2 separate regions of the Homo sapiens genome follow, and region 1 is linked to region 2. Evidence: read pairs that join two places in POLR2A ChIA-PET (ENCODE). Cell type or tissue: CD4-positive, alpha-beta T cell. All regions are shown on one strand. Each heading gives the region's core, and the rest is flanking DNA. Links, peaks and the distances in the headings are about the cores only.

Region 1 (5,199 bases), core at 650-4,649, 1.7 Mb after region 2:
CAAGGTTTTTCTTTTTCTCCAGCAGCTAAACAAGCACTGGCCTTGAGATAAGCAATATAGAAACAATTGCAGTTCATCCATCACCAGACACTGACCCCACAAGCCATAACTATAGCTTTGATTGCACAAGAGATGGATTTTGGTGACTTTTTCCTAATAAGAGACCACTGACCAGGGACTGGCTTCAGTTGGTTTATGGAACCTGTGCACTGAGTGCTTTTGTATCCTTCATTTTGACATATGGTGCTAATTGTATTTCTTTTCTTTTTTTTTTTTTTTTTTGAGATGGAGTCTCCCTCTGTAGCCCAGGCTGGAGTGCAGTGGTGCGATCTTGGCTCACTGCAACCTCCGCTTCCCGGTTTCAAGTGATTCTCCTTCCTCACCCTCCTGAGTAGCTGGGACTACAGGCATACGCCACCACGCCCAGCTAATTTTTGTATTTTTAGTAGAGACGGGGTTTTACTGTGTTGGCCAGGATGGTCTTGATCTTCTGACCTCGTGAGCCACCCACCTCGGCTTCCCAAAGTGCTGAGATTATAGGCGTGAGCCACCGCACCCGGCCTGTAATGTATTTCAATGTTAAGTCTCCACCCCAAAGTGAACATGGGTCATATACAACACACATGTTTATTCAGTATACTTGCATTAGGACCCCCTTCATGAGTATCTATAGCTCTTCCTGTAACCTGTTGAATATGGTATTTTTTGTTTTTGTTTTTTCTTTTTTGAGACAGAGTCTCGCTCTGTCACCCAGGCTGGAGTGCAGTGGCGCGATCTCGGCTCACTGCAACCTCCGCCTCCCAGGTTCAAGCGATTCTTCTGCCTCAGCTTCCCGAGTAGCTGGGATTATAGGCACATGCCATCATGCCTGGCAGATTTTTTGTATTTTTAGTAGAGACGGGGTTTCACCATGTTAGCCAGGATGGTCTCAATCTCCTGACCTTGTGATCCGCCCACCTCGGCCTCCCAAAGTTTGGGATTACAGGTGTGAGCCACCGTGCCCGGCCGAATATGTATGTTTAGCCAAGCCATTCGACATAAAGCTCCTGCCTCTTTTTAAGGGTCTGTCTCTGGTTTTGACCAGAAGCCCACCTCCCAGCCTGCAGGTTGTAACCCTTTATAAGAAATAAAGTCAGCCTGGCACGGTGGCTCATGACTGTAATCCCAGCACTTTGGGAGGCTGAGGTAGGAGGATCACTTGAGCTCAGGAGTTTAAGATCAGCCTGGGCAACATAATGAGACCCCCGTCTCCACAAAAAATAAAAAAAAATTAGCTGGGTGTGGTGTGAGAGCCTGTGGTCATGGCATCTGGCATGATTTTTATAAAGATAGTTTTATTTTAAGTATAAGAGTAGTTTTTGGGTAAGGTGTGGTGGCTCACCCCTGTAATCCTAGCACTTTGGGAGGCTGAGGTGGGTGGATTGCTTGAGGCCAGGAGTTTGATATCAGCCTGGCCAACATGGTAAAAAATGCAATGATCCTAGCCCTTGCCTCTTCCTGTACTTAAGATACTGTCTGACAGGATTAATGATTATGCTTCTGTGACCTATAAACAGATGTACTCTTGCACCCAAACCTTGATGAGATTTATGCTCTAATGTAACTTCTGAGCACATTTGATGTAATTTCTGAGCACATGGAGAGCCGCCACCACCAGTGTATAAACTGTCGGAAACACTGCTTTGGAGCAGTCTAGCAGAAACTCCCTGAAAGGCTCTCCCGGGTTGCAATTCTTGGTAAGACTTCTGAATAGAACTAACTTTAAATATTTAAAAGCTTGTTTTTTTTTTTCTTTAGTTGACATAACAAAGCATACCTTAGAAGTCTTTTTTTTTTTTTTTTTTTTTTTTTGAGACGGAGTTTCGCTCTTGTTGCCCAGGCTGGAAATGGCGCGATCTCGGCTCACCGCAACCTCCGCCTCCCGGGTTCAAGTGATTCTCCTGCCTCAGCCTCTGGAGTAGCTAGGATTACAGGCATGCGCCACCACGCCCGTCTACTTTTGTATTTTTAGTAGAGACGGGGTTTCTCCATGTCGGTCAGGCTGGTCTCAAATTCCCGACCTCAGGTGATCCGCCCACCTCGGCCTTCCAAAGTGCTGGGATTACAGGCATGAGCCACTGCACCCAGCCAGAATTCTTTTTCCTCTTACAGAAAAGGAAAGGTTTCACCATGTTGGCCAGGCTGGTCTTGGACTCCTCGCCTCAAGTGATCCACCTGCCTCGGCCTCCCAAAGTGTTGGGATTACAGGAGTGAGCCACCGCTCCCGGCCTGTACTTAGTTCTTTTAAAGAGAAAACTGGCAGGGCGCAAAACTGGCCAACATGGAGAAACCTTGTCTCTTCTAAAGAAACAAAAATTACCGGGCATAATCCCAGCTACTCGGGAGGCTGAGGCAGGAGAATCGCTTGAAGCCGGGAGGCGGAGGTTGCAGTGAGCCGAGATCGCGCCATTGCACTCCAGCCTGGGCGACAGAGCGAGACCCTGTCTCAGAAAATAAAAAATAAATAAAGAGAAAAAAATACTGACTTTCAGCACCAACTTGTGGTCCCAGGTAAGTTTCCACGCTGGTACTTTAGCCCTGGGCTCGAACCTGCGGACACGCTGTGGCTGCAACTCCCCGCCCGCCAGACCTCAGTACGCAGCGCGGCTGGTGAGAAACATAATGCACTCTGACTTCCACGCGTGGAATGGGGAGATGGACTGCACGGCGGGCGGACCTGCTCGGGCTGATGGACGGCAGGTGGACTGATGTGCGCAGGGACTGGCGGCAGCGCGGTCAGAGCCAGTCAGCCAAAGCCAGGCCAGCACAATAGACTGTCCCGGTTCCCGCCAGGAGGCGGCCGAGCACCAACTGTACGGTACTGCGCCTGCGCCGCGACCGCCAACGCGCCCAGTCTACGCTTGCGCGGCGCAACAGGGCCGACTGCAGCTGGAAGATGGCGGCGTCCGTGGTCTGTCGGGCCGCTACCGCCGGGGCACAAGTGCTATTGCGCGCCCGCCGCTCGGTGAGGTGGTGGCGAGAGCGCGGGGCTTCGGGACAGGGCTTCGGGAAGCGGACAGGTGTGGGCTGTTAGCAGTGGCAGGTCGAGGTGGGGAGGACGCGGGGTCAGGGCCGTGGGAAGGTCACGGCGGAGGGCGGGGAAAGGTATCTCGCCGCTTGCCTAGGGGCGGGGTTCGGGGGTCCTCCTGAGGACCTGGGAGGTGGGGAGCGATCCCCTGACCGAGTCCTCACTCGCGGCTGTTCCCTTCCACAGCCGGCCCTGCTGCGGACGCCAGCCTTGCGGAGTACGGCAACCTTCGCTCAGGCGCTCCAGTTCGTGCCGGAGACGCAGGTTAGCCTGCTGGACAACGGCCTGCGTGTGGCCTCCGAGCAGTCCTCTCAGCCCACTTGCACGGTGAGTTGGGGACGCTTTTGGGGAGAGGGCCTCCAGGTTGGGCCTGCCGTCTTTTCCCTGGTTGGGGTGTGACCTTGGGCTCGAGTCTTCCCGTTTGTGGTTTGGGTTCGGACCCAGGACCACTCACCCCGAGAATGGCCCCATTCCCTACCCTAGCCACGCCTTGGCTTCACGGGACAATCTTCACTATAAGCCAACATTATTTAGCATATAATGCCCGTTAAGTAGGCGGCCAAATTCTTTTCCAGCCTTTTGTTAAGGAGCCCATATAAGGGAAGTGATCATGTCTCCTCTTATAATGCGGAAAATGGGATTCAGACACCTTAGGTGACTTGCAGGGGTCCAGGTCTGTCAGCCTCACTGCCCAAGGTCATAATCTCCAGGCTAGACCAGAAATACATTTTAGGAAGCAAATGCATTTTAACAGTACAATGAAATGTGTGATTTTCCAAAAAATACAAATTCTCTAAATTGACACAAGAAATCTTGAGTCACAGATAGATATATGAATAGGTGAGAAGATTCCCAAGAAATAATTATCTCCTCCTCCTTTCAGCCCCCAGCCCCAGGGCCAGATGTTTTTATTGACACATCCTTTTAGTTTTCCAGAAACAATGTCCTGCGATTTAAATTGTTACTAAGCATAGGAAAAGGTGGCCTGCAACTTCCTTGTTATATGTCACTTGTTATAGTAAAGAATGCTATATTACATGAACTCTAAAATGTGCTAGATTGTAAGGAGCTGTCTGTGCTCCAGTGCCAGAGAAAGAATCTCAAGAATCTTGCCAATTTTAATCAAAGGATACTATAGATTGTAAAATGCCTCTTGCATTCCAAGATGTTAGATGTGAAATACATGTTCATCTAAGATTGTGTGATATATGGTATATGCATTGACATCTCTTAGGAAAGCAAATATCACATGTTCTCACTTATCAGTGGGAGCTAAAAAATACGTACATACAGATGTAGAGAGTGGAATGATGGACAGTGAAGACTTGGAAGGATGAAGGGGTGGATGATGAGAAACTACTTAATGGGTCCAGGCCTGGAGGCTCACACCTGTAATCTCAGCACTTTGGGAGACCAAGGCAGGCGGATCAGCTGAGGCCAGGAGTTCAAGACCAGCCTGGCAAACATAGTGAAGCCCCATCTCTACTAAAAATACAAAAATTAGCCATGCATGGCACACGCCTGTAATCCCAGCTCCTGGGGAGACTGAGGCAAGAGAATCGCTTGAACCCGGGAGGCAGAGATTGCAGTGAGCCGAGATGGAGCCACTGCACTCCAGCCTGGGTGAGAGAGCGAGAGTCCATCTCAAAAAAAAAAAAAGAAATTACTTAATGGGTACAAGGTTTGTTATTCTGGTGATGGATAATTCAGAATCCCTGATTTGACTACTTGTGCATTCTGTGCCTGTAATGACATCACACTTGTGGGCGGGGCACAGTGGCTTACACCAGTAATTCCAGGGCTTTGAGAGGCCAAAGCAGGAGGATCGATTGAGCCCAGGAATAAGAGGTTGCAGTGAGCCATGATTATGTCACTGTACTCTGGCCTGGGTGACAGAGCAAGGCCCTCTGTCTTAAAAAAAAAAAAAAAGAAAAAAATGGAGTTTCAGGTGTGGATAGAAATTTCTAAAAATTGTGCTTGTACCCCATAAATTTATACAATAAAAAAAAGTCTTGGCTGGGCGCAGTGGCTCATGCCTATAATCCCAGCACTTTGGGAGACCGAGGCAGGCGGATCACGAGGTCAAGAGATTGAGACCATCCTGGCCAACATGGTGAAACCCCGCCTCTACT
Region 2 (5,199 bases), core at 463-4,462:
GTTCAAGACCAGCCTGGCCAACATGGTGAAACCTCATGTCTACTAAAAAATAAAAAAAAATGAGCCAGGCGTAGTGGCGGGTGCCTGTAATCCCAGCTACTCGGGAGGCTGAGGTGGGAGAATTGCTTGAACACAGGAGGCGGAGGTTGCAGTGAGCCGAGATCGTGCCACTGCCCTCCAGCCTTGGCGACAGAGTGAGACTCTGTCTCAAAAAAAAAAAAAAAAAAAAAAAGAACAAGGCTGGGACATTGCAGCGTTCTCAAAGAGAAATAAAGTAGCCATGGAGATAAGAAGCAGGATGATTTGGGCATGTTTATCAGAGGTAGAGACAAGGGAGAAATCAAAGATAAGTTTGGGCTTTTGTCTCCAGTAACTGGGAGCCTAGTGGCCATTTTTGCTGCAAAGAGGAAGCTGGGCAAGTGTAGCAGTGAGGCTGAAGAAAAGGGAATTAAATTTTGGCCATGTTCACTTGAAACGTCTTTTAGACATCCTAGTGAAGGTACTGGCACGGAGGATCTAGTCTGAGGGTTTAGGTCAGTGTTTCAGCCGTGGATCTGGGGCAGATGAATGTAGACAGACCAGGCCAGTGATCAGGACTGAGCCCAGACTTCATCGTGAGATATGGAAGTTGAGTCAGAATCTGCAAAGGAGCTGAGCAGGAGCTGCAGGGGGTAGGAGGAAAACTGGGAGAGTGTAGCCCCTGGGAGTCAAAGGGAGCAAGCTTCAAATGATGCTGAGGGGGTGAGAATGGAGAATGGAACACTGGATTCCATTTGGTAGTACACAGATCGCTGAGGACCCTGTCCCGGGCAGTTTCCTGGAGGAAGAGGCAAGCCTGGCTGGAGTGGGTAGAGGGGAGAGTGAAGGCGAAGGATTAGAGTGTATAGAGACCAGTGTCTTGGTCTGAGGGGAGTAGAGACAGGTGACAACCACAGGGCAGACGTAGGTTAAAGGTGTTTAGTTTTTCCTTCAAGTAAATGGGCAGATGTATTCCATATACGTTCCCAGTGAAGGGCCGGGTGCGGTGGCTCAAGCCTGTAGTCCCAGCACTTTGGAAGGCCGAGGCGGGTGGATCACCTGAGATCAGGAGTTTGAGACCAGCCTGGCTAACATGGTGAAACCCCGTCTCTACTAAAAATACAAAAATTAGCTGGGCATGGTGGCGGGCGCCTGTAATCCTAGGTACTCAGGAGGCTGAGGCAGAAGAATCGCTTGAACCCAGGAGGCGGAGGTTGCGGTGAGCCGAAATCGCGCCATTGCACTCCAGCCTGGGTGACAAAAGCAAGACGCAGTTTTTTGTTGTTGTTTTTTTAATTGCCAATGAGGAAAGGGGAAGTTCTGTGCTAGGCGATAGAGATCCAACTGTTGAGCAGGCCTCTCTGCCTGTGGCCTTCCGGCCGGTTTCCAGACGCCCAGGTGGCCAACATTAGAGTCCGCGTAGCAGTGTGAGGTAACCCACTGAGATAGGTCGGGCCTGCGGAGCCTGGCGAGCAGCGGCCCTCTCCCTGGGGCTTCCCTTCAATCTCCGGGACATTTCCCCGACCTGGAGCTCCTCCGCCTCACCGCCAGGCCTCTCTGCAGATTGCAAGTTCACCTGCCACTACCGCTGCCGCGCGCTCGTCTGCCTGGACTGTTGCGGGCCCCGGGACCTGGGCTGGGAACCCGCGGTGGAGCGGGACACGAACGTGGTGAGCGCGGGGCCGAGGGCGTATGGGAAGGGCGAGGATGGGCAGGCCACAGTGCAGGCATTCTCGAGGGCTGCCTGGGTGCCGCGCGCAAGGAGCGTTCTAATTGCCGATTTCCCGGCGGCACAGAGAGGCTAATTCTGCGCGGGGGCTGGGAGGGGAGCCTGGATTGCCGGCTCCGCAAGTACTCCACCCGCTGCAAGCGGACCCGGGCCCAGGCTGACCCAGGCTCCGCGCACGCGCACTTCCCGCACCTTCCCGCCCTCGCCTCCGGCCAGAGGCCACTCTTGTGCGCTTGCCCGGACGCTGGCACCCGCCCCCGTTCCCTGTGGTAGGTGGGGTCTGTGAGTGGAGCTCCGGAGCGATGAGGTCATTCCTGGGGGCGAAGCGTGCGTGTCCCCGCCCCGGCGTTCCTGCCCCAATGAGACAAGAGCTAGATCCCGGCGATCTACGTTTCAGTCTTAACGGTTGCGGCGCGGCTCTGGCCCGGGCGCACGCGCACACTGACACGCGTACACGCACGCACGCGACCGGGGCGGTGGTTGGCGGCTACGGACGCGCAGGACTGGGGGACGGGCGGGTACGGCTATGGGCGAGGCGGAGGCGCCTTCTTTCGAAATGACCTGGAGCAGCACGACGAGCAGTGGCTACTGCAGCCAAGAGGACTCGGACTCGGAGCTCGAGCAGTACTTCACCGCGCGAACCTCGCTAGCTCGCAGGCCGCGCCGGGACCAGGTGGGAGCCAGGGGGTGCCGGCGGGCGGGAGGGGAAGCGGTCGCTGGAGCTCCGCCCTCCCCGGTCCGTTGCCGCGTCCTGGGTCGGTGGGCAGCCCCACCCTCCTGGCTACGTGGCTCCCCGCGGGTCCTGGCCGGGGACCTGCCCGCGGAACCGTGCGTAAGACCCCGATTCCACCGCCTAGATGCTGGGTGCCGGGGCCCCCTTGGTTTCTGTCACAGACAGGTTGAACACGGAAAAAGCAGCTGTATGGCTTGTGGTAGACCTGAGCCGGGCATTATCCAGCTATGACTAAAGCCGACCGAGCAGTTTGGACTAGCACCTCGATTTCCGCGTTCGAATGCTCCTGCTCCCTCCTTGGGGAGACTAGGGGAGGATGTGGAGAGGGAAGAGTCCTCGCCAGGAATTGAGAAGTATGTTTAGGAAAACTTGAGAGGCAGAGAGAGATCCTGCTCCTCCATCTGCACTCCTGTATGGAGCCAGCTGAGCCCTCACCTCTTCCCTGTTCTGGCCTGTCACCAGCTGCTGGAATGTGGAAGATTCTGTTCCCTTCCTCTAGGGTGGATCTGGAGAAAGATTTGGGAATAGATAGGAAAGAAGTCTTGTTTTGGACCATAAGCATTCAGGAGCACTTTACCCACAGGAAGGGGGAAAGCTAGATTATAAAATGCCTAAAGAGGTGGAAAAAGAGATCCAGGTTACTAACCCAGGACTGTAAGGTGTCTCGGAACCTCCTAGGTATCCCCATTATCGGAGAACTGTGTGCCAGATGCCATTGGTGTGACCACCAGGCTCAGAGAACCAGGCCTAGGCACCAGGAAAAAGAAACAGGGACTGTGAAGCTCAGTATGCCTGGCAGAAATGGGGCGGAAATCCTTATTTAAGTAAAGAAAGTGGAGTTGTGAGTGATGCTTCAGATAAAATTTTACAAAATTCCTTACAAAATGGGTGGTGCTCAGCACGCCAAAATCTTAGCCCAGAGCTTGGGTGCAAGGGTTGAGTTGAGTGTAGACCCCTGGGCTTGTCTTCATGTCAGTCAGTCCTGAGCCATTTTCCACTGTGGAAAGGTGGGAAAACCACAAGACACTAACCAATTGAAAAGGAGGGCTAGCCACGGAGGTGCACACCTGTAATCCCAGCTACTTGGGAGGGTGAGGCAGAAGGATCACTTGAACCTGGGAGGCAGAGGTTGCAGTGAGCCAAGATCGTGCCACTGCACTCCAGCCTGAGTGACAGAGTGAGACTCTGTCTCAAAAATAGAAAAGGAAGCCAAGTACGGTGGCTCACACCTCTAATGCCAATGCTTTGGGAGGCCAAGGCAGGTGGATCATTTGCAATCAGGAATTCGAGGTCAGCCTGGCCAACATGGTGAAACCCTATCTCTACTAAACATACAAAAATTAGCCGGGCATGGTGGTGTGTGACTGTAGTCCCAGCTACTTGGGAGACTGAATCACTTCAACCGGGAGGCAAAGGTTGCAGTGAGCCAAGATCGTGCCACTGCACTCCAACCTGGGTGACAGGGTGAGGCTCTGTCTCAAAAAAAAGAAAGAAGGCTGGGCTTGGTGACTCATGCCTGTAATCTCAGCATTTTGGGAGGCCAAGGCAGGCAGATCACTTGAGGCCAAGAGTTCGAGACCTGCCAGGCCAACATAGCAAAACCCCGTCTGTACTGAAAATACAAAAAAATTATCTGGCCATGGTGGTGTGTGCCTGTAATCCCAGCTACTGGGGAGGCTGAGGCAGGAGTATCACTTGAACCCAGAAGACAGAGGTTGCAGTGAGTCGAGACTGGGCCACTGCATTCCAGCCTGGATGAGAGAGCAAGACTCTGTCTCAAAAAAAAAAAAAAAAAAAAAGAAAGAATAGGAGGCTGAGAAGTCCCAAGTTATATGTTAAAAAAAAAGAAAAAAACATCAGTTTTAGGCCAGGTGCAGTGGCTCACACCTTTAATCCCAGCACTTTGGAAAGCCGAGGTGGGTGGATCATGAGGTCAGGAGTTCAAGACCAGCCTGGCCAAAATGGTGAAACCCCGTCTCGACTAAAAATACAAAAAATTAGCCAGTTGTGGTGGCAGGCACCTGTAATCCCAGCTACTTGGGAGGCTGAAGCAGAGAATTGCTTGAACCCAGGAGGCAGAGATTGCAATGAGCCAAGATCGCACCACTGCACTCCAGCCTGGAAAACAGAGCGAGACTCTGTCTCAAAAAAAAAACCATCAGTTTTTATGGACAGTGGTAGAGTGGAGGGTGGGTCCCTATGGTGCAGAAGGGAAATTCCATGGTCCTGCTGTGCATCCGACTGGGATGGCTGTTGAAATCCTCTTCCAGCAGGCAGCTTTGGAAACAGAAAAAGAAACTCTTCCTCCTTTAGAATCCTGGAAGGGCTGTGCAGTGCCTCTAATCCAAGTCTGTTTTCTGAGTGAAGATAGGGAGGTTCATCACCAGAAGGGAAGGGGCTGGAAATGAGGTCACTGCATCCCAGCCCAGGGCTCCTGGGTCATCCAGGAAGGGAAGAAGGAGCAAGCTTTCTCATTGTTAGGTAGGAGCTCAGAGCCATCACAAGAACAAGTTAGCACCATCCCTGTGCCCTCCCTGTTCTGCAAACAAAATGATCTTCCTTCTTGCCCTGGCACTAGAGTCTGTCTGGCATTTCTCCTGCCCCTAGTACTCCTCCCATCTGGGTACTTCTTCCCGTTGGTGTACTGAACAAACACATCCACTGCTTTATTCACAGCCTCCAGCCCTCATTTTCCAGGGCCCACACCATTTGTTTTTAC

What was found. ChIA-PET counts read pairs that join two places held together with the same protein. Peaks named below come from ENCODE experiments on the same cell type or tissue, not always from the same donor. Only the 100,000 strongest peaks of a DNase experiment are listed, where the experiment ranks them.
Region 1: POLR2A ChIA-PET joins it to region 2 with 7 read pairs; 1 of 35 experiments calls an interaction of 5 or more read pairs at or near these places.

The regions. Positions count from the first base shown.
Region 1 is chr3:48,607,357-48,612,555 of GRCh38, reverse strand. UQCRC1 (ubiquinol-cytochrome c reductase core protein 1) reads left to right here and starts at 2,910. Exons shown (of 13, transcript NM_003365.3): 1 at 2,910-3,004; 2 at 3,254-3,394. The coding sequence starts at 2,936. RefSeq lists enhancers at 2,520-2,629, 2,326-2,840, 2,920-3,019 and a silencer at 3,190-3,289. In CD4-positive, alpha-beta T cell, for the core only: CTCF peaks have their summits at 2,588 and 2,794 (motif pointing right); a DNase peak (open chromatin) is centred at 2,865; H3K4me3 peaks cover 1,598 bases; H3K27ac peaks cover 529 bases.
Region 2 is chr3:50,334,394-50,339,592 of GRCh38, reverse strand. RASSF1 (Ras association domain family member 1) reads left to right here. Exons shown (of 6, transcript NM_007182.5): 2 at 1,582-1,688. It overlaps RASSF1-AS1 (RASSF1 antisense RNA 1), which reads right to left and starts at 2,082. Exons shown (of 1, transcript NR_109831.1): 1 at 1,293-2,082. RefSeq lists enhancers at 1,219-1,308, 1,389-1,648, 1,476-2,047 and silencers at 2,119-2,298, 2,369-2,678. In CD4-positive, alpha-beta T cell, for the core only: no CTCF peak of the experiment used is centred there; DNase peaks (open chromatin) are centred at 1,532, 2,112 and 3,962; H3K4me3 peaks cover 3,299 bases; H3K27ac peaks cover 3,760 bases.